Regions from separate parts of the Mus musculus genome. Here region 1 is linked to region 2. The links are chromatin loops, found by intact Hi-C in ENCODE. Cell type or tissue: left cerebral cortex. All regions are shown on one strand. Each heading gives the region's core, and the rest is flanking DNA. Links, peaks and the distances in the headings are about the cores only.

Evidence for each region. Hi-C counts contacts between places; a loop is a spot of excess contacts. Peaks named below come from ENCODE experiments on the same cell type or tissue, not always from the same donor. Only the 100,000 strongest peaks of a DNase experiment are listed, where the experiment ranks them.
Region 1: a loop joins it to region 2, with 6 times the contacts of the local background. A loop is called at or near these places in 2 of 42 quality-filtered maps.

Annotation. Positions count from the first base shown.
Region 1 is chr7:70,362,538-70,378,117 of GRCm38, reverse strand. It overlaps B130024G19Rik (RIKEN cDNA B130024G19 gene), which reads right to left and starts at 12,735. Exons shown (of 11, transcript NR_045850.1): 1 at 12,627-12,735. It also overlaps a transcript of Nr2f2 not described here. In left cerebral cortex, for the core only: no CTCF peak of the experiment used is centred there; a DNase peak (open chromatin) is centred at 7,728; H3K4me3 peaks cover 929 bases; H3K27ac peaks cover 818 bases.
Region 2 is chr7:70,283,017-70,298,596 of GRCm38, reverse strand. The region is part of intron 1 of Gm29683 (predicted gene, 29683); the gene reads left to right. Among named protein-coding and RNA genes, the nearest start is that of Gm29683, 47 kb to the left of the region's middle. In left cerebral cortex, for the core only: no CTCF peak of the experiment used is centred there; no DNase peak of the experiment used is centred there.

The DNA of each region.
Region 1 (15,580 bases), core at 3,019-11,018, 80 kb before region 2:
TCAACATATCCCCCAAATGAGCTACATGAAGCATCAGTAAACCATTAAAAACCTGTGCATGGCTATCTCGCACTATCATCCATTTAATCTTGTTCTTCTGTTACCTACCTAAACTCAAAATTCTCATAATTTCATTATAGGAGATCATTAGATAACTGTGCAGTCACAGAGTTTACAACATCAAATCCACTCTCGAGTTTCTTTTCCACTAAGGGGGCGGGGGGATCTAAAAAGTAAAAGAGAACACATTTGCCGAAATATTAAATGATGATTTCCAAGAAGCCTTCATATTCATTAAAATGCTGTCAAACTTCGCAGTCTGACCAGATGTCCGTTTGTGTGTGAACTTTAAAAATATATTCATTATTGAGCTATAATTCAGCATAAGCCAACGAAGACACACCTAGGGTGGGGGTGGGGGTTGTTTTGTGAGTGTAATTATTAAGGAGTTGGGGCTTAAAGGTATACGTCTATTTTAAAAAGAAATTTTCTGATTGCAGATAACTTCTCAATTTGATTTAGTGTCGAACGGTAGTGATGGGGTTGATAAGTGAGTATTCATCGGTAATTCATCTTGGGCTTGTGGAAAGTTGCAGCCATGCAGTGCTTTTCCAACAGTGACAAACCCTATTAATCTTCCTCAGACACATTTCAATAGGTGTTCCCATCTGTGGCCGACATCTAAACGTTCTGGCATCACTGGCGACTCGGAGACACCTTCATTTCAAGTTACACTAGTGAAAATGTGATACTAGATTGTACTCTCTTTTTTAACCTAATTCTCTCTCTCTCTCTATTCAATTAGCCTTTCTTGCCTGAATTTCCTGCTCATGTGTAACATCATTTCTCAGGGAGAACGCTCCCAGATTTTGTTTTTCTCAGGGATACACAGTCTCCCCCACAAGGACAAGGTTACCAACCAACAACTTTTTTTTTTTTTTTTTACAAATTAAAATTGCATAGATTCAGTTCTGACAGCCATTGATTGGACTCTGATTGTGTCTGTCCTTAGACAGTGGAAGCTACACAAATAAAGAGCGGCCGTGCATTGAGAGGGTGAGAGAAAGGAGAAGGCTATACAATCTATTTGTATTCAGATTTCAAATGCAATTTATTATTCTGAACTATGATGCTAAATTTTATGTGTGGGGGGGTGTCTGAAATAAGGAGAGTCCATTAGGAACAGTCATGTTTTCCCAAGATGGTCAGTCCTTAGATGGGAATCCCTCTCCTATCTTTCTGAGTCTGCTGAAAGAGCACCCTTCAAACTGGGAAATAAAAATAAACACGTTGGGGTACACCGTTTTACTTGAATCACTCTTACTTTCAGCAGCATTCTGTAACTACCTGCGAATTTAGTGTGTGTGTGTGAAGAGTGGAAGGATGCTTGATTTTGGATGGTACCTAAGTGTTTTCTAGAACCATGCACTACTTCATAATAGATTTGATCTCACCGAGAACGTGAATTTGAATAGCTTTTTTTTTTCCTTGTGTCCTTTAGAAATCCTTCCATAATGAAAAGTCTGTATACTCTCATTTTTGGAAAGCTAAGATACATCTGCATAATGGGAGAATTTTTGTCTCAGCAGCATTGAATGTGGTCGTGTGAAGTAGGGAGCTGTCTGTGTACACGAATAAACATGCATAGCTGCCTGTATTACTCTTGTGTATGCATGTGCAAACTATGAATTCTCAAAAGTGTCCCCCTCCCTTAAACAAACTATTTTTGACAATGAGCATTTAAGGTTGTTAGAGACCTCAATAACCTTATCGTAGGTGGTTAGCTTAAAGGTGCTGTACTAATAACTTGTCCAAGAGAAATTAAATCCTTATATGTCAAAAGCACTCTGCAGTGGATTATCTACAAGACAAGTGCTTATTGAATAAATGTTGGGACCAATTTCATTTTAATGTGAGTGACTGTATGTTTCAGAGATAAAAGGACTCAAACCTCTAACTGTTGCAACAATACACACACACAACTTGTCTATTTCTATTACTGTCTCAACTTAAAATATGGAATCTCTCTCTCTCTCTCTCTCTCTCTCTCTCTCTCTCTCTCTCTCTCTCTCTCTCTCTTGTTGTGGTTCTGAAGAGCAAGGGGAGAGATAGAAAACGGCTGGCATTCAGCCTAAAGAGAAATCATTGAAACAAATTAATCCTATGCCGTTTAAATTGACATGGTAATCCATCATCAGAGAAGGCAAACTCTGAAAGCAATCTCGAATCTGCCCTGCTCTTTCCCTGACCCTGGAGGCACAAAGACAGATAGGTGGTGGTGGGGGGGGGGGGGACATAGTCATAAAAGTTAGAAATGCCTGGAAAAAAATAAAATTGGTTCTATCAGCTCTCACTGCCCTGCCTCTTCAAACCTCCTTTGGAAACTTTCAACAGTTATTTTCTCAAGTTTGCGGCTAGGTAGGGTCCCTGTTTCCTCCTCCAGGCTGGCCATTGCTGGTGTCTTTGAAAAGTTCAGAAACTGAGAGTACTGGAAGTTATCCAGCTGTTACACAGAAACCCTTCCCAAGTGTTGGGGACCACTTTTGGAGGTAGATGGGGAATAGGTTTTGTTTTGTTTGTTGTTGTTGGGTCCTAAGTAGTAAAGAATGGAAGAGAATCTTTCCTTCAGTGATTCTTCCATTATTATTTCACATTTTGCATTTGATGAACAAGACAGTATAGTAATTTCTTAAAAGAAGACCTTTCTGACATTGCTGAAAAGAGTGAGGCACACCAACCTGCCTTGCCAATTGTCACTTTTTTTTTTTTAATTTTGGAAATAATGGTTTTCAAAGTTTCCTTCATCAGAAAGGCCTACGATGGCATGTTGTTACAATTTGATTTTCAAGGCAGAAATTGCATAATGCAGAACTGTGCCATATTGGTAAGTAGATGAGATGAAACAAAACCTTATTAAGCATTCAATTGTGGGGAAGAATTGTGGGAGGGAGTTATCAGGAGGGGCACAGTGAGGGGGATGTAAAGTGAATAAGTAAAAATACTAATTACATTTTAAAAAATTATTCAGTTGTAAAAACAGTGTGCCTGTATTTCCAAGAGACTGAATTCTAAGGGTCCCTGTCTGTCTGTCTGTCTGTTTGTTTGTTTGTTTTGGTAGGGTTTTGTTTTAGCTACCATATGTAGTATTACTTTGTTTATTTTGCTTGAAGGAAAGAGGCTTTAAACTGCTCATTACTGACTAGACATACAAGTCTGAATTAAAATATTACATAATATTTTATTTCATTATTTAATATAATTTATATAAACAATATAGTTTATATGATTATACCCATAAATATATTATTAACTTAATTATTAATAAGATAAAGTATTAATTAAAGTAAATAATATAATTTATATAATTATTTAATATAGATGATACTAATGTTTTTACTTCTATAAGCAAGATCATTGGAAACATTTTTAATTTCAAACATTTACTTTGTTAACAAATAAGACAGTAACTGAAGATAAATGGCCATCTAGTTTATTGTCAGAAGCAATAGGGCAGAAGTACATAAACCCAGGCCATGTCTGAGATATGCCCTATTTTAATGTATCTAAGATAGAGTTGCTTCAGTCTTATTAGGAAAACTTTTTTGTGTTGCTGAAACCTCAAAGCAAACATCTTATCTCTTGTCCATAATTAGAAACTTTATTCGCTGCTCTTTAGAGGGGCTCGATAATTCTGATCTTTAAAGTACATAAGGATAAAAGACATTTGCAGAGTAAATAGAAATAGTCCACAGCTTTCCGATTATACATTCATCCACACTACATCAGTGTCGATTTTAAGACTTGTTTAGAAAGAAGCAGGGGCTGGAGAGATGGCTCAGTTGTTAAGAACACTTGCCTCTTTTGCAGAGGATCAGAGTTTGATTCCCAGCACCCAAGTGGGGTTGTTCACAACTTCCTATAACTCTGGGTACTGGATCCCCTTTTATAGCCTCTACAGGCAGTAACACACACGTGCACAAAAATATGTATAAATATAAATATGCAGATGAGGGCATCCTTTTTGTCCAAACCCTGGGCATGATCACTAGTTCGTCAGTAACTGAAGACCACTGAGCTGTACAATCTTTGAAAGATCAGACAGCTCTCATTTGACTTCAACTTATATAAGAAATATAGATTTTTGCAAGATAATACATGATTTTGAAGGTCATTAAGTTAACCAAAATCACCTGGGGGTGGGGAATCAATGGGTAAGTAAGCTAAGTCTTTATCATCGGAGAAGACTATCAAAAACAAACAAACAAACAAACAAACAACTTTAAAAATCCCCCATGCTGAAATTTCAGGGCATTACATTCTTTTGAGTGTTTGGAAATGTAACCAACAACAAGAAACTATGCAACAGAATACTGCAGCATCCCTGAGACTAAATAAGTTAACATATAATAGGCAAAGATATAGGCTGCCTTGATTTTTTTAACTTCTTGTCTTTGACATTTGACATATGAGGTGATGTGGTCCTGTCAAGAAATACCCTGTGTGACATCTGTCACTAAAATCAATATTTCTTTCCTTTAATGGTTTCAGTTTTACTTTGAATGTTTAAAGGACAGTATCTCAATCAATTTATCATAGTCATGTATTTAGGAATCTCTTAAATAAAATTAACCAATGTATAATAAATTCCAATAGATGGGTAGGGAAATTACTGTTCCCTACCTTGTACTCCAAACAACAAGGCTAATGCAATTTGTTTTCAAACACTACAGTTTGCAAGCCCTCAAGATAATACTTTCCATAACCAAGAAATTAAATGTGATTTTTTAAAAATCCTTTTTACATTCTGTACAGGATTTATTTATTTTTAGCATGTACCTACTCATTTTCAAGGAAGTGGCCTTTGAAGAGGACAAATGAAGCTGATAATGTAAGTCCCTGGATGTTCTCTAGTTTAACACATAGTATTCCTCTACTATGGCAGCTTACCAATTTCTGGCTATCAACTTATTCTCGTTATAGCTGTGTATTGAAAGCAGGGTGGATAAACGTCCTAAAAAACAAACAAACAACAGTGAATCCATACATCCCATTTCTCCTCCTAAAGTTGACTTTGCTTGTGTAGTTAAAGGAATTTAAATCAAATGAATCCTCGTTTGTTGTGCTGTTGGTATTTGCCTGAAGTTCACTCATGCAGCTAATTAACAATATTAATTTTTCTGAATATTTTTCTTTCTAACACCTTCATGTAGCACTTGATACCATCAATTAGGTGTTTTGTTTTGTTTTTTTACATAGTAAAAATTAACTCTTGTTTTAAAGATAGCATTACAGGCTTTTGAGAATTAAAACATACAGCGTCCAACCATTCTTCTTGACTTTGTCCAGGTCTAAATAAGACCGGCTGCTCACATGATCTCAGATGACTTTGGAACTCTCTCAGCAGGAGTTAACTTGCAATGTAATGTTAATATTAAATTCATAAATAGCTCATACCAGGCTTGATAAAATGGGCAATGCCATTGTCGATAGTCCAGTATTTAAGATTTAAGTCATCAATGAGCTGGAAAGTACACATATACACACACACACACACACACACACACACACTATGTGTTCATGCACACATTACATAGCCTTGAATTTTACAATAAATATATCAGGGAAAAGATGTTCACTGTTTGCTTAAATACCCTGCCAAAGCTTCCAACTGGAAATCTGAAGCTTGCACTTTGAAGTGCCTTTCTGTGATTTTGCAAGCCATAATAGCATTACCCTGGCTGAGTTGCTTCTGCTTGTCTTCCAGCACTGCTGAATCCAGAGAGCTCATTCAGAAGTCTTTTTGCACTGCCTTCTGCCAGCCTCCAGGACCGTACACATGAGTGACAGCCTCTATCTAGTGTTTGAGTGTATGAACCTTTAATCCATCAAGACGCTTCTAAAATTGAGAGGGTACCTCCACCACATGCTTGCACCTTCCTGTACAAACCCCCTCATCTTGGGACCCATGGAAATGCCACCACACTGGAAGCCAGCTGAATATATTTTTCTAATCTCATCCAGACTTTATGGCTATAATTTGGCTGCTGACACAATTTTAAATTAGCTTTTGCTTCAATGAAAGAAGGTAAACCATATCTTGGGATTTGTTTGTTTTTTTTCTTAATCTCTCACACAATGATCATATATACATATACATGTTATTATAATAATATACAAATTGTAAAATATTGTTAGAGCGATTTGGGTGATCAGTTAAAGAGGGGAGGGGGAATTTACTCCATCCTATTTTCTTATTTCCCTAAGTCCAACTTCCTGGAGTTTGCCTTGACAGATGAAACTGTTGTCTTTGAATAGAAACCCCTGCTTGCAAGGCGTTGCAGTGAAGATAGGGTGGGACATAAGAGACAGGCAAAGTGCTCTAAAACCCTTACAGCTAAAAAGTGCATTTGTTCTCATTTCCTTTCACTCTTTCCCTCCCTGGCTCTACCATCTTTTCTTCTTTTTCTTCCTCCTCCTCCTCCTCCTTCTCCTCTTCGTCTTCCTCTCCTTCTTCTTCTATATCCCTCCTTTCACCCCTTCTTAAATCTTTGAACAGTTTAGCATAGTTAACCTTCATTCTGTAGCCAAGACCAAGAAGGATTAATGGAGACTAAACTGACACTCCTCCAGGTCATCGGTGCTGCTAGCTTCCAATGCAGGAATGAGAGAATTACTATGGAGGGAGCAGGAGGCTCACACCTGGACACACCATTCTAACCCACTGGGATTCATATTTTTAAAACAAAACAAAACAAAACAAAAAAAAACTTCTAGAAAACGGTTAATTGGGTCTTCAGCTATATTTCCTGTTGCACCGAAGGACATGCAGGGTAGCATGAATTTAATAGCCCAAGCTGCTAAGAACATTGAGTAATGGGAAGGTACACCTTTGACACACAGATGCACATAAAAACGTGTAAACGCATACACACAGTAGGCAGCTATCCGTTTCTTTTGAAAGACTGCACCCCCTTTGAAGGTCAGAAGCAGGAAAAGGGCAAAGACTTGTTCTTTTTTCTCATCTTGTGCCCTAACCCTCCACCTCCAAGAAATTAGAGCCTACTGGGTTGTTTGCAGCTGTTTCGAAGCTCTAAGGTTTGTTCACAGCAGCGAGACTCACACTTCAGAGTGAAAAGCCATTCTGGAGCCAGAACATTGCTGCTTAGCTTTGCGGAGGTTTTTTTTTTTTTTTTTTTTTTTTTTTTTTTTTTTTTTTACTAACTTCCAGTAAATTTTACCTAACGCCCCGTGAACTTCACTTTAGTTTCCAGTATCTAATCTTTGGGTCCTAGACAGGTCCCCACTGGCTGGGGTGGGACCTGATCCTGCTAAAGCTGATTCCCTCTCGCTGAGAAAACCCGCAGCCCTCCGACTTCCTTTGGTGCCCCTGCCTTAATCCATGGCCTTAGACTTCGTTCCACCTGCCTGAGAGCTGAGCCGCGAACCTAGAATCCACTGTTCTGCAAATTCCACGGGGGGGGGGGGGTGTCTCGCCACCCGGTGGCCGCCCTGGACACTGGGCAGATAGCATGGAAAGCCAAGCCATTGATGGAGCTGGGCTACTGGGTCCTCTTTAGAGATGCTAAATAAGACGAGAGATGGAGGTTGATTGAGAAGAAAGTTGTAAAAGCCTGGAGTGGCACCTAAAAGGAGTCTCCAAAATGGCAAGGGAAGAAAGCAATCCATCGGAGCCACACCTTGGCTACCTAGGCTGCCTCGCCAGACTACATGTTCTTGTCTTGCTTCGCATAAGCCATCAACTCCGGTGGCCACCTGGTCATCCCACTCGGGTGTACAGCGGATGTGCTCCCAAGCCTTCGGCCCGCGGCGGCCGCCTCAGCCCTATTTGCAAAGCCAGGCAGCAGAGTCCTATCTCTGGCTGCGCTGCCACCTTTTCCGTCGAGGGCAGAGGGACCGAGGCCTGCGCTTGAGCTCCCTGGCGATGGTCCGGCAGTCCCCCTTGGAGCTGGCTTCCTTCCTCTCGGCCCCGCCAAATCCCGACTAGTCAGGTCCCCCTTCGTCACCCCGGGGGCTTCTAATCACTCCGTATCGATTTCCCTAACTCTTTTCATCCCGTTGAAGACACATCTTAAAACACTCCAGCCCGGAGTGTGCTCTGGGCTTTATCCACACTAATAAAATGATTTACCCTGCTCTCTGCGCTCTCCTCACAGAGGAAAATCGTTCGAGCTCTGGCTATTTGTGTGTGATCAGTAAATATTTAGTGCGGTGACATCCTCAGCTAGGCGTCGGATCGATGCGGAGCCCACCGGGAGGTGTGCTCTCTGCGGGCGGGGCCGCTTCGGGTCCGCCGAGGGGACTTCCAGTGTCCTGGCCACCGGCCGCAGATTTACAGCCCGGGCGGGAGTTCCAGGGAGAGGAGAAATGAGGGGGGCAAAGCGCGTCAGGAAAATTGCCTTTTCAACCTTTTTACTTTTGACATTCAGTCACTTGCCCACATTGCCACTATCTCCTCCACACCTCCCCCATTCCTTCCCTAGGGCGCGCGGGACACCTCAGAGCCCTTTCCGGAGCTCGTGAGACGCGCTAGCTACCCTGTGGCCCAGGACCACCTATCAGAGTCCTGCGTAGCCACGCAGGGAGGCCCCAGCCCCTGCTTTGAGGGTCGTCCCCTTCGGGGCACGAAGCTCCTCGCCCGCCCACGCCTCCTAAGGCCGAAAAGAGGTGGAGAGCTGCTGCTGCGCTAGAGATCTGCCCCCCCCCCCCGCACCCTTTCTGCGACCCCTCCCGCTCTTTCTGTTCCTCCAGCATCTTGTTCCTGCTGCCAGTCGGACCGCGCAGGTCGTCGGGTGGGAACTTGACTTTCTTCTCCACCAGACGCCCCTTTCCTTAGAAGCAAAAAGGCGCTTAGTTGTGAATTGTTGAGAGGGGGCCTACTCTCGGCAGCTAGAGGGCTGAGGTCTAGGTAGCTACGGTGGCAGCGCTTACCCTGGGCGTGCTCACACAACTTCATGATTACATAGTCCCACCTTGACCGGGGCGGGAGGGGGGACCCCGGGAAGTGAGCTCGATGCAGAGTAGGACACTGCAGGGCTTCACCTTGTCCTAGGACTCTCGCCACCTGGGACTGCTAAATTACCAGAGTTGATTTTCGTCACTGAGGACTATCCAGCCATTCCTGGGGATGGGGGTTAGGGGGAGCTCCTCTGCTCTTAAGCTTGGGGGTTCGGGTCTACAAGTCTTCAACTGCTACCACCCACCCACCTGTTGTTAGCTGACCTGTTTTCCCCTCACCTGAGGCCTGGGCCTTTGCATTCCCCTGGGGCCCAGAGAAGAAGATGCAACTGGGCTGTGTCTTTGCACCCCTCCCCATATCTTAATACCCTCGCTGTTGTCATAACCATGGCTTTCTAAAACGCCATATCTGCAGAGTCTATCTTTATACTAATGCATACTTAATTGCTCTGTCTTGACTGTCCACATAAAACAATTTAATTAGGGTGGGGGGTTTGGTTGGATGATTTTTTTTTTTTTTTGGCTTTGGAGAGCAAAGAGAAGAAAATCTGCCCGACGCTTATTGTATTTAGCACCAATACAGGCAGAAAATGTAGCACAAGTTTTTGGTTGAAAGAGCACCTCTGTGTCCATTGAAGGGCGTTGATCCGAAAAGGCAGAAAGGACAAGTAAAATCGATTGGAAGCGACCCTCTCTGTCCTTTTCACACCATTCAGAAACTCCATTCCTTCTAAGACAAAGACCAGAGCCTTGGGAATTCACAGGGAGAAGGAGGACTCCAGTCTCACAACCCTTGAACACTTGTTTTTAAATCTTCAATATTTCACTTTAAACCTGCACTTGGTGATGGACTCCTGCATACCAGCTCTCAGCCCCCACCCCGGCCCCACCCTGGAGGAGCCATGGAATTTTGCCACCCCTCACCCTAACCCCATGCCCCTGCCCGATTTGGCCTTTCGGTCAGGCGGGCCTGCCTTTTAGGGTTAGTGCATCTCTCACCTTTGACCCTCAAGATTGGAATGGCTACCAGTGTTCTAAATTTGACCAAAGTTGGAAGAAAATGACCACAAAATAATTACTCCAAAGCCCAGTTCTAGTTCAGCGTCTGAGCCACCTTTCTGGTACAACAGCCACCTCCATCCCTATCGCTACCCCCCACCTTCTCTGGCAATGAATGCCCTAGTCACCTCTGAAGGAGGGAGCTGGGTGGCGATGAGTTGCCAGGTCTAATTGGTCTTTCATTAGGTTATCCCAGGCGCCCAGGCTGGGGAAGGTGGTCATCGATCAGACCTGGCATGAAAAGAAAAGGAGGCGGGAGAGGAGAGGAGAGGGCCAGAGAAGGGGAGGAGAGAGGCCCGGATTTAGATCACCTTCACCTGCCCAGAGCCCGGCCTCCCTGTTGGAGATCCCTCGACCTTCAACTAGGATGAAGGGGGCGGGGCAGAAGGGAGGGGGCATTACTGAATTACACACGTGGCCTCCTTCTAAGAGACAGAGTGCACCTCCTCTTCGGAGGAGTCCCACCAGCTATCCACTCTTTGTAACTGATGAGACAAACCGCAAGGAAAAACTTCTGTAGCCCATATTTATGGTATTAATGAATAGTTTAAAAAAGATTTACACTTCTTATGATCAATATTCTGAGTTATTTCCCTCAAAGTATATAATTACAGTGTCTTCAGAGTTTCATCATTGTTTGAGGTGGCAAAACCATTTGTAATTTTCATTAGCCAGTAAACATGTAATTAACATTCAGCACTGTGTTTAACTTAATTCCTGTTTAAGACAGGGACAAGAAGCAGTGAAGAGCGTTCGTTCCATTTGTCAAGTCTGACATACATCTTACCATAACAGTTTCCTAAAATAAAAGATTCATGTTTCCCCATTCTTCTCCTCTTAAAACAAAACAAAACAACAACAACAACAAAAATCCATTAGTTCAAACTGTACTAAACTGCAAGAGACAGCTCAGTCTGCTCTCAAGTTTTGCCAGTTATTGTATCTCTGCTTCTTTTACTCGTTTGGGGGAATTGATAAGGGGAGGGGTGAATTAAGTATTCATTATTTAAAGGCATGAAATAGGGGAACCCCTCCTCCCAAAAGAAATAGATTTCCTCTTCAGGAAAGTTCTAGAATGGACAGTAGAAAGGGGAGGGAGGCACTAATCCACAGGGGAGAGGAAGAAAAATCATTGGGGAGGGGGGACTTGAGTTAAAAGTAGAAAATGAGGATTCCAATTGATTCCTAGGAAAAAATGTTGGCCTCCTGTTTCAAGTTCTATCTTTGATCCAGGGTGAGAGGACCGTGTCTGCCAGTCTTAGGCTGCAGCTCCCCCCCCCCTCTGGTTTTTCCCCCCCAACTTGCTTTAGGATTAGCTTCCATCCCTCTCAACCCCAAATGGTGGAATTTGGCTGTGCCTCGGGGTTGTCCTGCTTTGCAATATTGCCTATAGTTGTTTTCGGTTTTCTGCTAAGACTGAGCCGGGTTGCTCCAGCCTCCGACTAAACTCATTAAGTTGGGAGATTTTTTTTTTTTTTTCAATTGGAAGGGTGTTTTTAAAGTCTCCTCTTTCCAGCCCCAAACAAGGTGTAACAACGCACTCTTCCTTCTAAGGCATCAGATGAGAGACAAGGATCACTCCAGACAGCTCCTACCTACGGTTTGGGGTTTTTTTTTCTTAAAGGCGAGGCTTGCATTCCTCAGCAGCTATGTACAAAGCTCCCTGAAGCTGTCTCTCTCTCTCTAAAGTTAGTGTGCAGGCTTTTCCAACGGCTGAGAGCGCCTGGTACACAGGGAAGCAGTTCCTTGAGGTGGAAGATCTCTTCTTTCACCTTTCTTTTTCCCTGCAGACTAATGCCTACTTTTTTATCAGTTTGCACAATCGCTTAGATAAACACCGAGGAGGAGAGTCTCTTTAATTATCAAAGACACATCTTTTCAGGGGGCCAACAAAGCATTTATTTCACCCGCCAAACTAAAGGAGAGTTATTCCAGTTTAGAAGGAAGATGCAAGCGGTTTGGGACCTTGAACAAGGCAAATATGGTTTTGGTATGTTTGCTTACTGTATTTTTTTCTCTTTCTCTTCTTTCTCACTTTTCTCCTTGTGCTGTGTGGGGTTGGGGATGACTTGGGGCTTTTCAGAAAATCGCTTTGCTAACGTGTATGCAATGCCTCGGACTGTGGTTGAAGGGGTCTGGGGGAGGGTGGGGGCAGTCAATTCAGTGCGTTGCCATATTTTATTACATGTATGTGGTAGCAGAGGTGGAAGGGGGGGATACAATTGCAAAGCTGCCAAAATATGATTAAACCGAAGCATAAAGACTGCGGTTGCCTCCCATCTCCTCGTCCTGTCTTCTCAAACTCATTTCCTTCCATAGAACTGACTGAAAACCAATCCTATATGCCTGGTTTTCCAAGCAGCAGATTGTCTAGGTTTGCTAGCGAAGGGGCTGCTAGGCTGGCTTTGGGTATCAGAATTTCCTGTTCGATTTGCCTCTGCGCTTCATTTTGCAACCTTGTGCAGCTGACATGCAGGCAGGCAAGCAGGCAGGCAGGCAGGGACCAAAGCCTTGCCTGGCGCCCTCGGCCGCGGTTCCGGAAGGAGAGCGCTCTGTTAAGCTAGGAGAATCTCAAGGAGAAGGGTACTCACCATCGGGCGGGGTGGTGAAGCTGGCGTGCGGATTTCAGGCAAACGTTTACCTTTTTGCTGTCTATTGCAACTGCGCCGGGCTGACTTTAGAAGCAATTCTGTGCTCTGTGCAAAATGTTCATGGAACGGTTCCTCATTAAAAAAAAAAAAAAAAAGCCAGCGAGAGAGACGACAGAGGCAGAAAGAAAAAAGAGAGGAGGGGTGAGGGGGACGCACATAAACCCAGTTTCAAAAAAAAAAAAAATCATCTCTTCACTAGAGACTCCGGAAACGTAGAGGCAGCGAGATCCCAGCACAGTCCAACCAAGCCACAACCAAATAATTTTCAATCCTGAAGAATTATTCAGATTAAAATGTACAGAAGTTTCATTCTCCTATGCCTACGTGAGCCCCAAGTCGTTTCCCTTTAAGGGCTCCTTTTCTTTTAAAGTTGGATTTTAGGCAGCAAGGACTCTTACACTAGGGGGCAGACAGATACTGCACTTACTTCAATCTTAAGCAATTTTTTCCCTCCCAGCATATGCTCTGATTTAGCACTGTAAATTTTTCAGAGGACCCAACTCTGACAGCCCCTGGTGATTTTCAAAGTACCACAAGCCAGTGGTTAAAAATTGCATTGACTTGGAAGTTCAGAGGGACACAATGGAAGCCCCTTCTCTATTCACGGAGCTCCAGTGTGGTGGAAGAGAAAAACACACACGACTAGATTGAGGGAAAGGAGAAATTCAATGGATCCTGGATTCTACTGAGCTCAGAGTTAAACTCGGAATTGCTGGGGTCTGTATTCATATTGTGATTTAATCTGTAAAGAATTACAGACTAGCCAACCACTTTCTGCAAGGAAACCATATTCCTGGGAGCTGAGGATATATATTTTTTTCATATTAAGACAAATGTTTTCCCCTAACTTTGACCAGTCAAATAAAGCTTGCCACCATTCTCATTAAAATAGATTTACATTTGCAGTAAAGGGCTTGGCTGAGTTTTTAAAAATAATAACATATAGAGTTGTATCTTTTAATTTTAGGACTTTTAAATCTTAGAGTTAAGACAGCTGAGCATCTTTAAGAAGGGCATTTAAAAATATTTTTGCTCCTCCCCATCCCCAATTCGGCTGTCCTGTCTCTTCATTCTCTCAGTAAAATTAATTACAATTCATGTGGTGATTTTTTTCCCTTCCCTTTCTAAACAGCATTTCTATAGCTAAATGAGTCCTAAAATACAAAGTGAAGCACCTCTAACTCTGTGGTAGTTATGTGCCTAGCTGGCTGTAATTCTACAATTCATATATACATATATATATATATATATATATATATATACATATATATATATATTTGAAGTCTATAATTTCTTTAGCTTGAAAAATGAGGAACACACACACGAAGCTTCTCCTCAAAAATCACCTCTTCGTGTGTGTGTGTGTGTGTGTGTGTGTGTGTGTGTGTATGTGTAAAAAGTAATCTTGACATGGAAATGGCTGCACTGGAGAGGCAAGATTAACATTTCTCCATAATCAATTATGCTCATCTATTAAGTCGAGATGGGGCTACCTATTAAATTTCCTGTGTCAGCCTCAGTCTCACTATATGCTGAGCTTGCCTCTAATCTGACATTTGCAGTATCAAATAATTCCTTAAATCAGAGAAGTTTTTTTTAAAGACCCACAATTCTCTGAAATGACTTATTTTCTATCTTTCTTATTCTCTGTAGGAGAAAGTTATATGGTGTCTCTAATCAGCCAGAAGTGCTCAGCCTAGCTTTACTCTATGACCACCTTATTACACACCAGGTTTATGATAGGCTAGTACCTGCTATAGCTTGTTATTTCTTAAAACATTCAAATAATCACAGCACCTGCCGCTGTAGTGCAATATGTGAGTTCTGTGGAGAAAGGGAAGGCTGAGAAAGATTTCAGGGTGAAGCTTAAATAGGATTTTTTTTTCTCTTTGCCAAAAAGTCAGCGTCTGCCTGCCCATATCTTTCTGCCCTCCTTGTCTCACACTCTGTCTCTATGTGCAAAAGAAACTGCCCCGAAAGCGTGGTTTTCTCATGTCAACTGTATGTTCAGTTCATTTTACTAAAGTAAAATTTACACTGCCAAATTTCTGCACTACCAAGGATGCTTCCTAAAGTTGTTGTTTTACTCTTTGTGGTGTCTTCTTTTCCCTCTTGTAGCTCAGCAAATTTTATGTTAAAAAAATAATTTAATTGTTGGTAAACCTGTTTGACTTATGGATTTAGTTTTGTCTTGGTTCAAAGTATTCCCTATTAAAAACAAATTTCTCATACAATTATGGAATTCTCACAATCAACTAGCGGGTCTAAATCAAACAGCAAGTTTAGTCAGTAGAATATAATGTGTCCTGGAGGTTGGTTATAGAACTATATATGCTTTATGGTTAAAACTGAGGCACAAAGTCAAAGATACATCAATATCATTGGTTTGAGCGTCTTGAGATGAATGACACGGACAGTAGGGTTTGTTTGTTTTTCCTGCAGTGGCTGAGGTAGACTATGGCGTGTTTGTGGCTCTTATGAGTTATGCTGGTATTATTGCCATTTGGAGCAGGCTCGCTGGGTGTGTTTTAATGACTATATGAGTATTTAAAGAGAATTTGAACAATGAAGTCCATATTCAACTGTTCTATGACCTAGAAGCGTCGTCTTGGACGTCTTTGTCTGGGTACATTGACAAATGTGCATCTGATACATGTGCGTTTACATGTGTGTACAGAGGGTGTGCACAGGCAAGGCTGAGAGGCTGCCTCCGCCTGTCCATCAGCGGACAGAAAGGTCTTTCTCCCTCTTTTCATGACCGGGTGTGTGACAGGTCACTGGCTGGCCAGTTAGCTAAAACCAATAAGAGAGGATAAAGTTGAGAGGAATTTATTTTAATTGCATCATAACAATGAGGTGAAGTCTGGTGTTTCTCAGCATCCGAGATGCTTCAT
Region 2 (15,580 bases), core at 3,708-11,707:
TAGTCTTTTTCTCCTCTTGACTATAAAGCCAGAGCCAAATGATCAAAGCTGCTGAGTTCTGCTGCTTGTTCTATTACATTATCACCAGCTTTCTGTTTTCCAACTTGCTTAAGCTTGGCTAGCCTGGCATTAGCACATTTCTTTAAGCCAAAGGGCACTAGATCAGAAGACAATTTGACAATCCATTGCATACATACCTGAACACACTATGAACACATGATCCTTGGACTCCTTGAAGATTTACACTTCCAAGAAAACTTTGTGCTTCTGTGGTGTATAGTAATGGTCATGGTTTAAGTTTGCAGTGTATCCAATGTGCTCCTGTTACAAATGCTTGTACCCAGCTAACAGTACAATCTGAAGCTAGGTTGGGAGGCGCTGGTAGATGGAACCTTTACAGGGTGGGGACTAACTAGGAGAAGTAGGTCACTAAAGGTGAACTTTGAAAGGTTTACCTACCCTCAGTTCCCACACTTCTGCTTCCTGATCCACCTCAGTGGAAAGAGCCACCAACACAAGGCCTCCTGGATTGAACTGACCTATCAAAGCTTTCCTCCATCACTACAGTGAGATGAACACTCTGAAACTCTAAACCAGAATAAATCCTGCCTCCAAGTAGTTTCTGTCATATATTTTGCCACAGCGGCTGGAGAAGTAGCCGATGCCGTAATGTTGTTCCTAATTGCCAAAACCGGATTGCAACTAAAATGTGTTTCACAGGTGAGTGGACAAACTGTGTCAGTACAGACAGAGGGATGCTATTCATCAATAAAGAGATGAGTCAACAAGCCATCAGCAGACACAGGAAATGTAAAGTCATGGTGCCAAGGGAAGGAAGCCGACCAGAAAAGGCAGCAGAATGTAAGACTCTCATGCAAAAAGACAAAAGCATAGGGGCAGGGCAAACATCAGTTATTTCCATGGGTTGATGGGGAAAGACAGGTAAACAGGTAGAGAACACAGGATACTGCAAAGGGTGGAAGAACTCTGTATGTTACAGTAATGGCTGACACATGTGAACATCTACAGATCATACCACGCCCTCAGTGAGTCCAAATGTAAGCTATAGAAACCTCTCTCCAGGGGTAGTCACACACTCCTTTAAGCCCAGCACTGGAAAGACAGAGGCAATAGGATCTCTATGAATTTGAGGACAGCCTGGTCTACAAAGCAAGTTCCAGGACAGTCAAGACTACACAGATAAACTCTGTCTCAAAATCCAAAAAAAAAAAAAAAAAAAAAAAAATCTCAACAACCATATCACATGTGTCTTAGTTAGGGTTTCTATATTACTATGAAGAAAGACCATGACTGTGACAACTCTTACAAAGAAAAACATTTAATTGAGGCTGGCTTATAGTTTCAGAGGTTTAGTCCGTTATCATGGTGGCAAGCATGGCAGTATGCAGGCAGACATGGTGCTAGAGAAGGAGCTGAGAGTTCAACAACTTGATCTGCAGGTAACAGGAAAGGAATTGTGTGCCACTGAGCCTAGGCTTCAGCATCTGAGGCCTCAAAGCCCACCCAACAGTGAGAAACTTCCTCTAACAAGGCCAAATCTACTATAACAAGACCATACTTCCTAATAGTGTCACTCCCAATGGGCCAAGCATGCAAACGCAAGAGTCTATGTGGACCATTCTTATTTAAGCCATCACAATGACACACAGAAAATATTTAAAATTTCATGTGATATATATTTTCTAACAGTTGGGACTTCTAAATTAAAATAATTTGTGAATTGTTATGCGTACATCACACACTGTTTATATATTGAAAAAGGAATTTAAATGCAAAAAAAGGTTTATACGGAATTACAGTCATGTATATTTTTGCTATAACCAGTTTGAAATAATATTTAAGTTTTGCAACATACTCACACATGTATCATGATGTGGCCATGATGAAGCCTGTTGTATCAAAGCAAAATATACATATTAAGAGAAGCTGGAGTCGGGCAGTGGTGGCACATGCCTTTAATCCCAGCACTTGGGAGGCAGAGGCAGGCGGATTTCTGAGTTCGAGGCCAGCCTGGTCTACAGAGTGAGTTCCAGGATAGCCAGAGCTACACAGAGAAACCCTGTCTTGAAAAACAAACAAACAAACAAACAAACAAGCCCCCCCAAACAAACAAACAAAAAAAAACAACAAAAAATAGAAGCTGGTAGGAGAAAAATGTGACCTCTGAATCCTTCCTATTCAAGCTTTCTATCTACCTAAAACTGTACACACACACACACACAAACACACACATACACACAATACACACATACACACACATACCCACACATATATATACACACATATACACACACACATATACACACACACACATACACACACATATACACACATACACACACATATACACACATACATACACATATACACACATACACATACACACACATACACATACACACACATATACACACATATACACACACATACACACACATATACATACATATACACACATATACACACACATACACACACACACACACACACACACACACTCACACACTGAATGGAATGAAACCTAATGGCTCAAGTTCTCACACACACTCAGCACATACATTCAGTCTTTGTAAACTTTTTGAAATAGAACATTGCTAAGCAGAAGCAGTAGTGAAGAGGCAGGACCAGCAGCGCGCTTCCCTCTCCTTTCTACCTTTTTCATGTTTCTATTGCCTATTCAAAACAAACCAATTTTGGAAGAGTAAGTGCCTCTATTACATATTCATAGTAAGTTGCAAATATTAAAGCCATGTGGCTGGGGGTGTGGCTCCGTGGTAGAATACATGCTTTGCATGTGTAAGGTCCTGAGTTCAATATCCAGAACCCAAACAAGACAAAGCAAACCACTACACAAGAAAGAGGCCCCAACTTGGGAAATGCCCTAAGGCTATGCTTTCATGCGGTACCCATTTTTAATGGTGAACTTTTCGTGTCCTATGTTCCTGCTACATTAGGAACACCTTGCTGGGGAATGGCCCACTTGGGTAGGAAGTGGTGGGTGTGCTCAAATAGCTCAGGGATTTTTTTTCTCCCACTTCCACGGCTCCTACTCTTCCTAGCACCACACATTTTCCTTTGTTCCTCACTTTGGAAGGCTGGCTCTGGATGTCTAGTCAGCATTCAGAGGTCACTGGATGGAATCTATGCTGGAGCCCAGGGGCATAAAAGAAGGATGCATCATCTCACAAGGCGAGGGAGAAAGGAAAGCAAAAAGGAAGAAAGAAAAAGAAGAGGGAGATAGAGAAGAAGAGAGATTGAGAGGAACAGAGAGAGACTCAAAACCATTGTGATAGGTCACAGGGGGTAGGTCACAGTGGGTAGCTGTCCCAGCTACTTCTGAAAAGCCAGGTTTTGGTAGCTGGGTCTTGAAAATGAAAGGTTGCCATCAGATTTTCCAGCAAAGGACAGAGCTGGAATTTTGCCTGATTCTTCTCCATATCAACCTTGGAAGGAACACCACACAAAGAGACTAGTTCCTATCTGCCACCATTTTCAGCGTCTCCTCTACTGGGTCTGGTAGACGCATTAATCATTCAGGATGTCCATCTGTGTCGCTGTCATCTGGGCTGCTCCCTATGGTCAGAAAAGCAGCTGACAGGCAAATGCCAGACACTTGGCTGTTTGGGCCTTGAGTGGTGGCTGAAAGAGGAGTTACTTCTCTTTGCCTACATTTTAACGTTCCCTGAATCCAATTTACTCTCACAGAATTAGACCTTCATGCTCAGGGAGAATGGATCAAAGTCAGTTCCTTTTGGCTTCCTTGGACTAGTATAACTGAGTTTTAAATATCATCAAACAATGTCCACAGACACACACACACAGACACACACTACACACACACACACACACAGATACACACACACAGACACACACACAGACACACAGACACACACACACACAGACACACACACACACACACACCATTCTATCAGTAGTTATTTGAACAATTTGGTTTTCACCTAATCGGTTAATGAATGTTTGGTTTTAAACACAGAACTGCAGTGTTAGCCTGACCTGACTTCCTCCCACTGGGCCGGAGCACATCTCAACTTCACAGCAAGCTGCCACCAAAACTTCAACACAAGGGTCTTCAAAAGGCACACATCCAAATCACAGCAGAGTGAATACCAGGAAGTTTACTAAGCTAGGGAGTATTATTATCAAAATGAACCTTTGTTTAGGATATGTGGCGCCTCCTGGAAAGTTCTCCACAAAAATTGAATGATTGGTTCAATGTGAAGTTCTCCAAGCACCAGAAGTGCTGTGATCTTTTCAGATGACGTAAACCTAAGCAGGTGCTGAAGGCTGCTGGCTTCAGCATCCCTTCAGTGAGGAGTCTCTAACCGATCCTTCAGTTTATCTTTAAAAGTGCACCTAGAAAGTTTTAGTCCTGCTTGTAGAAATGAATCAGCAACATCAGAGAGTAAATAATATATCCTGACTCTCTGAACTCTCCTTCAGATTCTAAGACACATTTTGGGGTTTATAGAACATGTGAAGTTTGTGTGTGCCTGTGTGTGTGATGCACGAGTACGGTGTGCGTACCTGTCATGTGGAGGCTAGTGGAAGGTCTTGGGCGTTCTCTGTCACTTCCCTCCTTATTGTTTTGGCACAGAACCACTCACTAAACCTGGAGCTGGGCCAGCAAGTCGCAGTGTCTTCACCATGCTGGATGCTTTTTATGCTTTATCTAACTTCTTTGTTCTTAACGTCATCATTGGGCATCATTATTCCCATTTCCCAGAGGAAGAGAATGACCTTAGGGAGGGACCACCTTCACTGTCTTTGCTGTGACTGTTATGAACAACAGCAATAACTGTACTTGTCTCTGAGAAAATCCTCTTCTTCTGAAAAACATGACTTGAAGAATCCTTGAATACATTTATAAATTAAAAACTATTAATATTCCTATATTAGAGAGTTAAGTTGTATATTCAATGCAGTGCAGGACATTTTATGAAGTATAGAAGTTAGCTCCATCAAAGTCTTTGGATAAAGGAGAAGACATATTCTACTTGTGATCAAAAGACTAATCTTTTATATTTTTGAATATCTATACTTTTTGGGTTTTTTTTTTTTGAGACTCTGTGTGTGTGTGTGTGTGTGTGTGTGTGTGTGTGTGTATCCCTGGCTGTCCTGGAAATTGCTCTGTAGATCAAGCTGGCCTTAAACGCCCAGAGAGCTGTCTACCTCTGCCTCTCAAGTGCTGAGATTAAAGGTATGCATCACCACTGACCAGCCTATGTTTCTGGTTTTTTGCTACAAGGTTTCACTGTGTAGCTCTGGCTGATCTGGAACTCACTATATAGATCAGGCCGACCTACTTGTCTATGCCTCCCAGGTGTTGGGATTAAAGGTGTGTGCTGTAGTGCCCAACTAGACATTCTTAATAACCAGAGATAGGTGCTAACAAGATGGTCCAGTGGGTTAAGGGGCTGGTGACCATGTCTAACAACTTGTTTGATTCCCGGAAATCTACAAGCTGTAAGGAGAGAAAACCAACTCCCACAAGTTGTCCTCTGACCTACACATGAACACACAAATAAATGTAATTAAAAATATGCACCCCCCCAAAAAAGTGTCTGCAATTATATGTAGATTGTATTGTGTGTATGCATGCATATATGTGTGTGCCAACTAATGCCTACTTCTGTTCTTTAGTCAGATCAACAGGGTTTTCAATATTGTTACCAACATTTTTCAAGTTAAAGCAACCATAATTTATGTGATAGCAAAACACATGATAATAAGAGTATATTAGGGGGCCAGAGAGATGGTTCAGCAGTGAGCTCTTGCAAGAGGTCCTGGGTTTGGTTTCCAGCACCATATGGCAGCTCGCAACCATCTGTAACTCTAATTCCAGGGGTATCTGATGCCCTCTTCTGGCCTCTATGCACACCTGCACACATGTAGCACACACATGTACCTGCTACACCCAGCAATAAAACAGTCCATACACACACCTTCAACCTTAGTACTCAGCCTGTGTAGGCAGGAAGACCCAGAGTTCCAGGCCAGATTCAGTTGCACAATGAGTTTGAAACTAGCTAGGGTTACACAGACCCTATCCTAAACAACAAAGCAAAACAAAACAAAATCAAAACCAAGCAATAAGACATTAGATCTTGGGGTATTATAGTATTGTTTTCCTTATGCACAACTATCATACTGTATGATACTGGTAACCGCTGGGCATTACCCAGGAGGTGAAATTCAGCACAAATAAGTGAACTGGAAGAATTATCAATACAAATGATAGGAGACATGGATACCTCCATAAATTCAGTTATCACCCTAGGTAGTATGTGGTAACCTATGATGGTGTCTACTGATGACAAAGGGAATCTTCCTATTGGAATTGGGTATTCCCAGGTGTGTTCCTCGGTAACCAAGCTCTCATCGTCCATATTTAAACACATCCAGTTCACTCAAAGGGATTAAAAATAAGGACACTTTCTTTGAGAAAGAAAGGATGTGTGGAGATGTGGCTCATTTAACAATGTCTGCACAAACCCTTGCCTCGATTAATTTTATTTGTTGAGATTGATATGAGCATCTTATGGAAGGTGAAGTGACTTTCATCTGTGCATTAAGAGCACAATAAGTTCCAGGAGAAGTGCCATTGCATATGGCGCCACTTGGAGCCAAGAGGCTGCAGCCCCTTGATGCTTTGTGGACCTGTATCAATCTTTCTGCCCCAGCATCTCCATATCTCCTCCCTCCCTACCATATTCACATATGCACTGTCATCATGGGAGAGATGGAAGTTTATTCTGCATAAACAATTTGTCCGTTGGCCGTTCTCTGAGTCTGCCAACCAGGTTGCCAATTCTGATGTCGACACCTGTCCATTTGGAACAGGAATGAAAACAGCCACTCACTTCCTAGAAGCCATCAAACACCCTGTCTGTGAACAACAGCTCTCCCTTAACTGCAATATGGGCAAGACATGAATGGGTCACGCAGACAGATAATTGCTGATCAGATCCTTCAAGTCTCTCGGTGTCCTCGAAATTGAAACTTTCATATCCCTTCAATACAGTGCAGTTTGGGGGAGAGTCACCATTTTAGGGCTGTGTTATAAGCTGCTGAGGCTTCATCTTGGTTATGGAATTGGATTTCATTATCAAGACTTGCTAGTGAGAGGATAAAGTCAGTGGGTATTTTCAGGTGGTTTTCAAAATGACAGTCTCCTTGTGGAGATAATGCAAAAATTATGTCCAACCACATTGCAGTAAGATCCTGGAAAATACGCATACTTTCTCATGGAATCAAGGATATGTCTTACCAGCCCCCACTTGTGTGTGTGTGTTTGAGAATTTGAGTACCGGAGGCCCTTTTGACACTTCACCTTGTGCTTTCTCCTTTGTCTTATGGAACACTACCCTCGTCTTTGTGGCGGGACATCCTCCTGAATCTTATGTGGCAAATATTTTAGTCGCTGCTGCCAATGACTTGCAGATGACATGTCACCACTACAGTGAACTTTCAGAGCAGCCTGGACTCTGCCTTTGGGAGCTTCCTGCCTGGCAGAGGCTGGGGACTAATGTGGGTTTAATGTTGTTATGAACCAGGCAGCTGAGCCGGGCAACAATACGAGTCTGTTGGACATGTCTTCTGGGTTGTCACGTTCAATTTGCACATGACCTCCTGGCCAAAAAATGGGAAAGAAGTGGTAGAATGTGGGACTGAAAGCTCATATTATTGCTTTGACAGCTTCACTCATCTAGAAGTAATGCAAAATGCAATTTATATTTATACACTCTGACCTCCTGCACAGAAAGGGAAAGTATCTAATGATGGGCCGAGGTAGTGGAGGAAGAAACAGATCTCAGTACAGCTGGAATTTGTCTATGTTTCTGCTCTTCAACCATTCAATTACAGTCAAGAGACAAATGAAGCAGGGACCGTGTACTGGTGAGGTAGAGACACAATTATTTTATAGTGACTGGCTTCTGGCTTTGAGTCTTGGCAAGGGAGGCCACAACACGCCTTATTTCACTGGAGACAGATAATCTGCTTGCTCCCACCGGACAAAGGCCCTCTGCTTGTAGGTGCGTCATTATGCCCATCAGAGAGGAGAAAAGACACCAGCCAGTCAGTGACACTCCGGGTATGCACTTGGAAGTTCTTGAGAGAGGCTGACATGTTAATCCTATTAACCAAGATAAATCAAGTCAGGCCTGGTGGTAACTGGGGCATTATTCACTTTTGAGTGGAAATAGGCAGAAGGCAGAAAGCATCATCTTCTTTTGTGGATTGGGAAATTTACTGGCTTTTCCGTGTCCCTGAACAGCTTCATTTTGAATAGAACCCACCAGCTAACTGGGGGAATGAGGACATCATTGTCTAAATCGTCAGATAGGACCTGAGTACTCCAACTAGTGTTTTAAATGAACAGTGGTTTCTGTAAAAGTTGGCTGTCTGGAGCAGGGGAGAAAATTCTGGGCTTTTTGTAAGGATGGAAAGGGACAGAAGCAGTCAGCTTCACAAAGCTTGTGGCACGGCAGAAAACTGTCAAGCTACCACTCTTGGCTTGGGTGAAGAGTCTTGCTAGAGACCCACAGATCAAACTTGAGAAGAAAACAGAGAAGCGGGAACAGAGGCTGATGAGGTAGAAGAGTGTTGTAAAGTGCTTTCCCATGCTGCCATTGATTCATTTTTTTTTCTTCTTTAGGGGATTAAAAATAAATCTCTCCTGCTTAAGTTGTCCTAGATAGCAAACTTTTCTCTACTGTATCTCCCCATTACATCTCACTGCCTACTTCTTATGTAGAATGCTCAAATATCTTTTTTCAAGCTGAGCACAATGGACTCTCTGTGGAGGAATAGTGTATGAACCTCACTCTCGGACAGAATCAGTTCAGTTTCTCTGTTTTATCAGTTTAGGGCACACAGTTTTCCATCTCCCAGAAGGAAATCATCTGCGGAGTTCAGCTGGTCAATTTCTCGGGTTTCCCACATTTTGACAGTATTGATTTCAAGTCTTAGTAGCTTCTTGGTGCTAGTGAGGGTAGTGTGTGAAGTGAGAGAGGCACACAGGAATCAGATGTGTGTATGGGGTGGTGTTTATCTCCTTGGGGGACACCCAAGAGAGACATACTCAAGTATATCGTATGTACATTGTATGTGAGATGTACATGGTATATCAGAGATGTACTTATGAACACTAGATAAGATATAAAGGCCAGAAAGCCAGGGGACAGTGGGCTCTTATGTTGAATGAAGACAGTCTCACATCTACCCTCCTCTCATTGGGAACACAGAAAAGATGATCACAGTGAAGATGCATAAATGGGAAAGTGCCAATGATATGGTAACGCTTGTCACATGATTTCCTAACATGGCCAGCATCTCCTTTGTCCCAAAGACAAATTAGTAATATAGTTGCAGGAGCCCTGCTTTGGTTCCTCTTTCCCAGTCCCCTGTCCTCATTGACCTGAATTCCTAATTCTCCTCCCTTACCAGGTAATACCACCATTGACTCCCTAAACTCACCAAGTGTTGAAGGCACAGACACAATGTCTGGGAGACCCTGGCACCACCAAAACCCTTACTTAGAATATTCTATAGTGACTTCTGGAAGGGTTGGCCAGGTAAGAAGTGGTGTGGTTTCCTAAATACATCGAATTAGTTATGGTCAGGAGTCTGTGAAGACAGATTACAGCTCCAGCACCCACACCAAGAACAGGTTGTCCACTGGGAACACAAGCTCAGAGGCTGGGCACTTCCCAAGCAGGTGAGATTCAGAGCTCTGACCACCTTACCAATTCAGATGTGCAGTGGGGGACAGAAAACCATGCATAATTTTTCCTATTTTGATCCCGGGGTTATGGAAATACTTATAGGACAGTTTGGCCGAGGAAAATGATGAAGCATTTGATAACTCAGCGGGGTGGGGGTGGGGGGAGCTCCTGGGAAGTTGACCGTGTAGTAATCTTAAAATCCTTTTGTCCTTCCCTCCCTACTTAGCAAAGCATTTCTCTTCCTCAAGTCCACTTTGTCCAAAGAGTAAAGTGTAAACAGGGACTTTTATTTGAGGACTGCTTCTCAACAGAGTGTAGTATGTAGCCTCACATGTCCAGAACTTTCTCAGCACCGAGCTCCTTGATGAGGGTTGGACATAGATGCAGGTGAGAGACGCAGGCGCAGGCGTGGGGTGTCTAGGCATGCGACCCCTACCTGAGGCCTCCTAAAGTGCTAGGGGCTTTCCAAGTTGCTAGTTCTCTGCAGCCGGCCCTGCAGGAGTTAAAGCCCCAAGACAGACAAAAGCGAGCCCGCGGTGGCTCCTTTTCTCGGCTGTCAGCTGCAAATAGAACCGCTGCCCTCTGGACTTTAACTCCCGACAGAAAGGGCATTTTATTACAGGCTATGACAAGTTGCAGGGAGACCGCGGAGAACTCAATAAGAAGTAGCGGCGAGTGGAATCAAAAAACGCTCGGAATGTTTGGAAGACTGAGCGAAGATGGCTCCAAATGATAGGTGTGAGCGAGACTCAGGGTCGCGGCTGCCGACTGGGCGGGGTGGGAGCGGCGCAGAGACACAGCCCGCAGAGGAGGATCAGATCGCATCTTCGAGCCTTCGATGGCCTTGCAACCTATACCCAGAGCCCATGGCCTACAGCTCCCTCTCTGTAGCCGCGGCCTCGCTTTTGCAGCTGATTGTGCCATAAAAAGCTGGTCCTATGCCCTCCCCAAATTTGCAAATTTGTGTGTTTTTCAAAAGCAGGAGGGAAATGGAGGCTTCGCTTTACCGGGCTGTTTTCTTCCTGGTCCTCTGAGAGAACCTGCTTTTCTGTAGCCCAAGACCAGCCCTTTTCAAACTTCTTTTAGACTTTATTAGAATTATCCCCACTCCCCACAACCCCTCCTGAAGTTAGGCGAGCTGGCGAGAGGTAGGGAGAGAGAGAGGGGGAGGGAAGGAGGGAGGGAGGGAGGGAGGGAGGGACAGAGAGAGACAGAGACTGAGAGACAGACAGACAGACAGAGAGAGAGAGAGAGAGAGAGAGAGAGAGAGAGAGAGAGAGAGAGAGAGGAGGGAGGGAGAGAGAGAGAGAGAGAGAGGGAGAGAGAGAGACACACACACACACACACCAGAGCACAGACATTTTTCACTCCAGGTTTTTTCTGGTCTAGGGTCTTTCGAGGTCCTGATTTCTCAGGGCTGGGGAGTGTGTCCTTCTTCCTGCCTCCCACCCCCAGTTCTGAAAATGCTTTAAATCACCTATATCCCGTGGAGAAGCTGTCCAGACCTGTAGAATTTGCTCTGCTTAAAGTGCACTGTGGAGTAGGAGACCATGCCAGAGCACAAGCACCCCAGCTGGATGTGGATCTTGTAGGATTAGGGTTGGCCTGAGGATGGCGGCTCAGGTGGAGAGGGCTGAAGGCTCAAGAGACTTCTGAGGAACGCTGTAAAGCAAAAGGTGGGATGTTTTTATCCCGACGTCCGCCCCAGAATCCCTTCCCAGAGAGTCAGAGTTGGCGGTTGCCAAAGCTAGCCCCCTCGCCAAGCTCCTTTGCTTGAAGGGTCCAGCTCAACCCAAGCCCCAAGTTAGAAAGACTTTTGATACTATTACTCAGGGCGCTGTGCAAATTGTTACAAAGAAACTGCAGTTTCCCCTTTCCCCTTCCGTTTCCAAAACGCATGCAAGGGAAGTGTGAGCGATCTTGTCTAATTCGGTAATCAAGGCAGAGAGAGTAGATAGATACACTATAAATTCATAGCTTATGGCACACGTTTCCCCCCTTCCTGTGTCCTGCTTGGTAAAACAAAACAAAATAAAGCAAAATATAGCTGGAAGCTTGTGGGCTCCTGTTTAACTAGAGAAATTGAAAAAAATCCAATGTTTTAAAAGATTGTAGCTCCAAACAGACGGGATCTTGGACCCCTTTTCCAGGTCCCCTCCAGGACACAACAGATCAGTTTCCTAAGCCTGTTTTCTCAGCCCACCCCCACTTTTATGTCTGTTTTTTTTTCTTTCTTTTCAGAACCATTTCTTCTTTTTCTGTCAAAGCTTGTCTGATTTTGGTAAATAATAATTATTCGTACTCCCTGGAACCCTGTTACATCCCCTAACCACCTGCACCAGAGTACAAGCACACCCTCATCTCCAGTGTCTAACAAAACTCAAAGAAAGTTCATGTGGTTAGAACTGAGTTTGAAACAATGCCTGGGGTCCCCATTGTGTGCCGAATCACAGCTGCAAAAATGGATATGAAAATTAAATAGCCTCAAAACTAAGAGCATGAGGGGAAACACTCCACAAGACAGAGGATTTTTTTTTAATTATTACTAACAGTGAGGTTGTAAGATGAATGTAACAAGAACTATTGCTTCTGTCAAGATGAATCACTAGCAATAATTAGACCATAGAAAGAAAACTCTGTGTCTCTCTTCTTATGTTATTTTGTTAGAAATCTTTTAGAACCAAACAAATGCAGAAAAGTTGTTCTCCAAACGGCTGTTTACTGCTAGTGGGAACAGCTTTGTGAAATGGTGTTGTTCTTTTCATTTAAAAAGTAGCCTATGAAATAAAAATTTAAAAACCTGTTAAAAAGTTCCTTCAGTATTTTGATTTTGAAACCGGTTGGGAGAAAGACTTTGTAAAGGAAATGACTTCCTTGGCATGGTCTATGTAAATGTGTATCCTTAACTATCTGAGAGGATAATAGGGGCCTTAGAGGAATAGGAGCCAGGTTGGGGATTGTACTCTCTGACCCTGTGTGCATCTGGGGAAAGTAAAAGCAAAACTTAGCATTTAAGCCTGCCGCCCCTTCAATCTGGAATCTTGTTCTAATTTATACTCCAGAATGTAACTCCAGGCCTTGAGCTTTCATTTTCTTATCTGTGTCTATGCACCATGCCCTTCTCTTCTCCTGGAAAGGGCAAATTGTTGAAAGAAAGAGGCATACATCTTGAATTTCCCCCCATCCTTCTAGAAAGAAAATGAACAGGGTGGGGTGTGAGGCAAAGGCACTGGAAGCTATGCCTCTGAAAAACAGTCGTCCTGCGGAGAAAGGTCACCTACAGACAGTTGAAGAAAGAAATGTCATGGTAAGTGAAATTACTCTGGCTTAGGTGGTCTTATTGTGGGAAGGAGATGGGTAGGAGTAGCCCTTGGGAATTGTGTAATGGAGGCATGAAGTGGGAGCAAACTTGTAAGGAGCGATCATTGAGAATGGGATGCCTCCTCCAGTGCCAACTTTTGCAAACATTTCAAGTATCTTGCTGGAGGTCTGGAAAATGGGCAGCAAGAGAGCACCATTTGCTCTAGGAACGCTGTAGGCTGTTTCACCTCCATTGCTAAAACAGTTGGGGGGCATTTTGTTGTTTGCATTTCTCCTCTCTTCTGAGACTCAGAATAACAAACTCAAGTGGTTGCCCTCACCCTTGTCTATCTTCCTCAGCAAACTTGACATCACGGAAGAAACATGACATGTGGATTATTAAAGAGCAACTGGCTGACTTTTAACCCTGGGTGCATTGCTCAGACCCCATTACCTGTGCATTTATACCGGGAAGAATTACAGGGTATATGAGCCACAAAGAGGAGATGACAAAGCAGAGGTAAGAGGTTGTAAAAATATCAGGGAAAGCAGGATGTAGATCTCACCATTTTCAACACTTAAATGGATGAGTAATACATTTCAGAAAATTAATTGCTCCTTTAAGAAGGGGGGTCAGTTTCTAAGTCCAAGGAGAAAGAGATGGATTTGAAAAAAGTGCAGCATCTTCATGCTGACTCTCAGGCACTCAGTTTCTCAGGGTTAAAAAAATAAAACAAAACAAAAACTCTTGTTTACTTAAACAAAGTCTTAGCTTCAGAAACAAAAGCTATATCAAGGCATTTTCTATCTCTCCTTTTGGATACAACTTCTACCTTCATTCAGGTATAAGCACTTCTCAACTGGTGAGAAACTTTGTTGCTATGGGTCATGGTCCACAGATGGTGTTTCCTAAGTCAGAACTTTGTAAAACTGTAGAGAACTCAGAGAGTATTTAATTTGCGCTGCTAATAAAATGATAAAAATAGCAAATGGAAATCATTCAGATTTTCAGGCAAAAGTGTGTGTGTGTGTGTGTGTGTGTGTTGTACACTAATCAAGCCTTTATTATCTTGTGGGTTTGTATTTCTGGTCAGTTAGTGATGGAATAAAATAGGGAAGGATTCATCAAGTGTCTAGGATGTTCTTTCAAAATTAATAAGAAAGGGATGTATAGCAAGCTAATAATAAGAAGTGCTAATAAGAACTGTTACTGTTGCTCTTTAGTCCTTTGGGTACCAATTTGTATATCCTGTTGCCAAGGCAAAGGTAATTATTGAATCTATCCTAAATCTGAGTGATGGAGTAGTCAGAAATGACTCCATCTGACAAAAGAGCCAGGAGGCAAGTGATGGATACTATTGTCCAGACGTGACCCTCCATTAACACTACCTATCAGCATCTGGATCCTGTCACTGGTCCCCATCCCAGAGCCAAGAGGACTGCCTGGCATAGTCCAAGCACTTCCAAGGCTTCTAAGCTCATCCAACCCTTCAGCAAATGAATAGGCAAGGAGGCTACCCTAAACCCTGGACCTTCCATCTCCATCTGCCTTAGTGCCCCTCTCCAGACCCATTGTTTGGCAGGTGCTGGCAATTTACTCCTTATCTTGCCCATTTATGAGAGATTTTTTAAAATTAATAACAAAGGGAGAAGTGGTATTAATATTAATTAACACCATAAAATAAAACAGATTTGGGATCTCGCCCAGGGAATCCTCACAGTCTCTAATTGGAGCTTTGGAGAAAGGGGAGGAGGAGGAGAGGGGAAAGGGAGGGAGGGAAAATGTGTGTGTGTGTCTGTGTGTGTGTGTGTGTGTGTGTGTGAGAGAGAGAGAGAGAGAGAGAGAGAGAGAGAGAGAGAGAGAGATACAGATGACCTACTGGGTGACAGGCACAGGTTGGAAGGGTGACATTTTATTGTAAGCCTCCCAATGAAAGGAAGAAAAGGAAGGGACCAGTCAATTTAATGCAGGGACCAAGAGTGCAGGAGTGTTGCTAAGAGACAGAGATGCTGGTAAAGTTCTATCACAAGCCCTACTCTGACCTTATGCAAATAGAGGCGGCCAACTCTTTGTGGAAGGCTGAAAATTCCACCCCCTGTGTCACCAATACCTGGCATCCGAGCCTTTCATTCAAATGTTCTCTAAAAACACACACAGAGGATGTGACAAAGTGTGACACATCTAGGGGTTTTAGCGCACAGACACACAAACCTCACTAGGATATGGGAATAGTGATAGCACTAATAATTTTTAAATGGGAGGGGGGCGGTCAATGGCTGAGCTTCCTGAAGAATTGTCACCCACCCTTACCTTCTGTCACTGGCATCTTCCTTTAGCTGTAAAGTAATCTGAAGAGTCAGAAATTGCCCTCTCCTTGCAGAAGTAGAAGCCTATTAAGATACTGAAGTAGCTCAGAGTGTTGTCATAATTCACACCCGGAAGAGTGTGAGAGGGGAAAGTGCGAGGGTGGATGGATAGGCTGAGAGAGCTTGGTGCAGAGCAATCCCAGTTC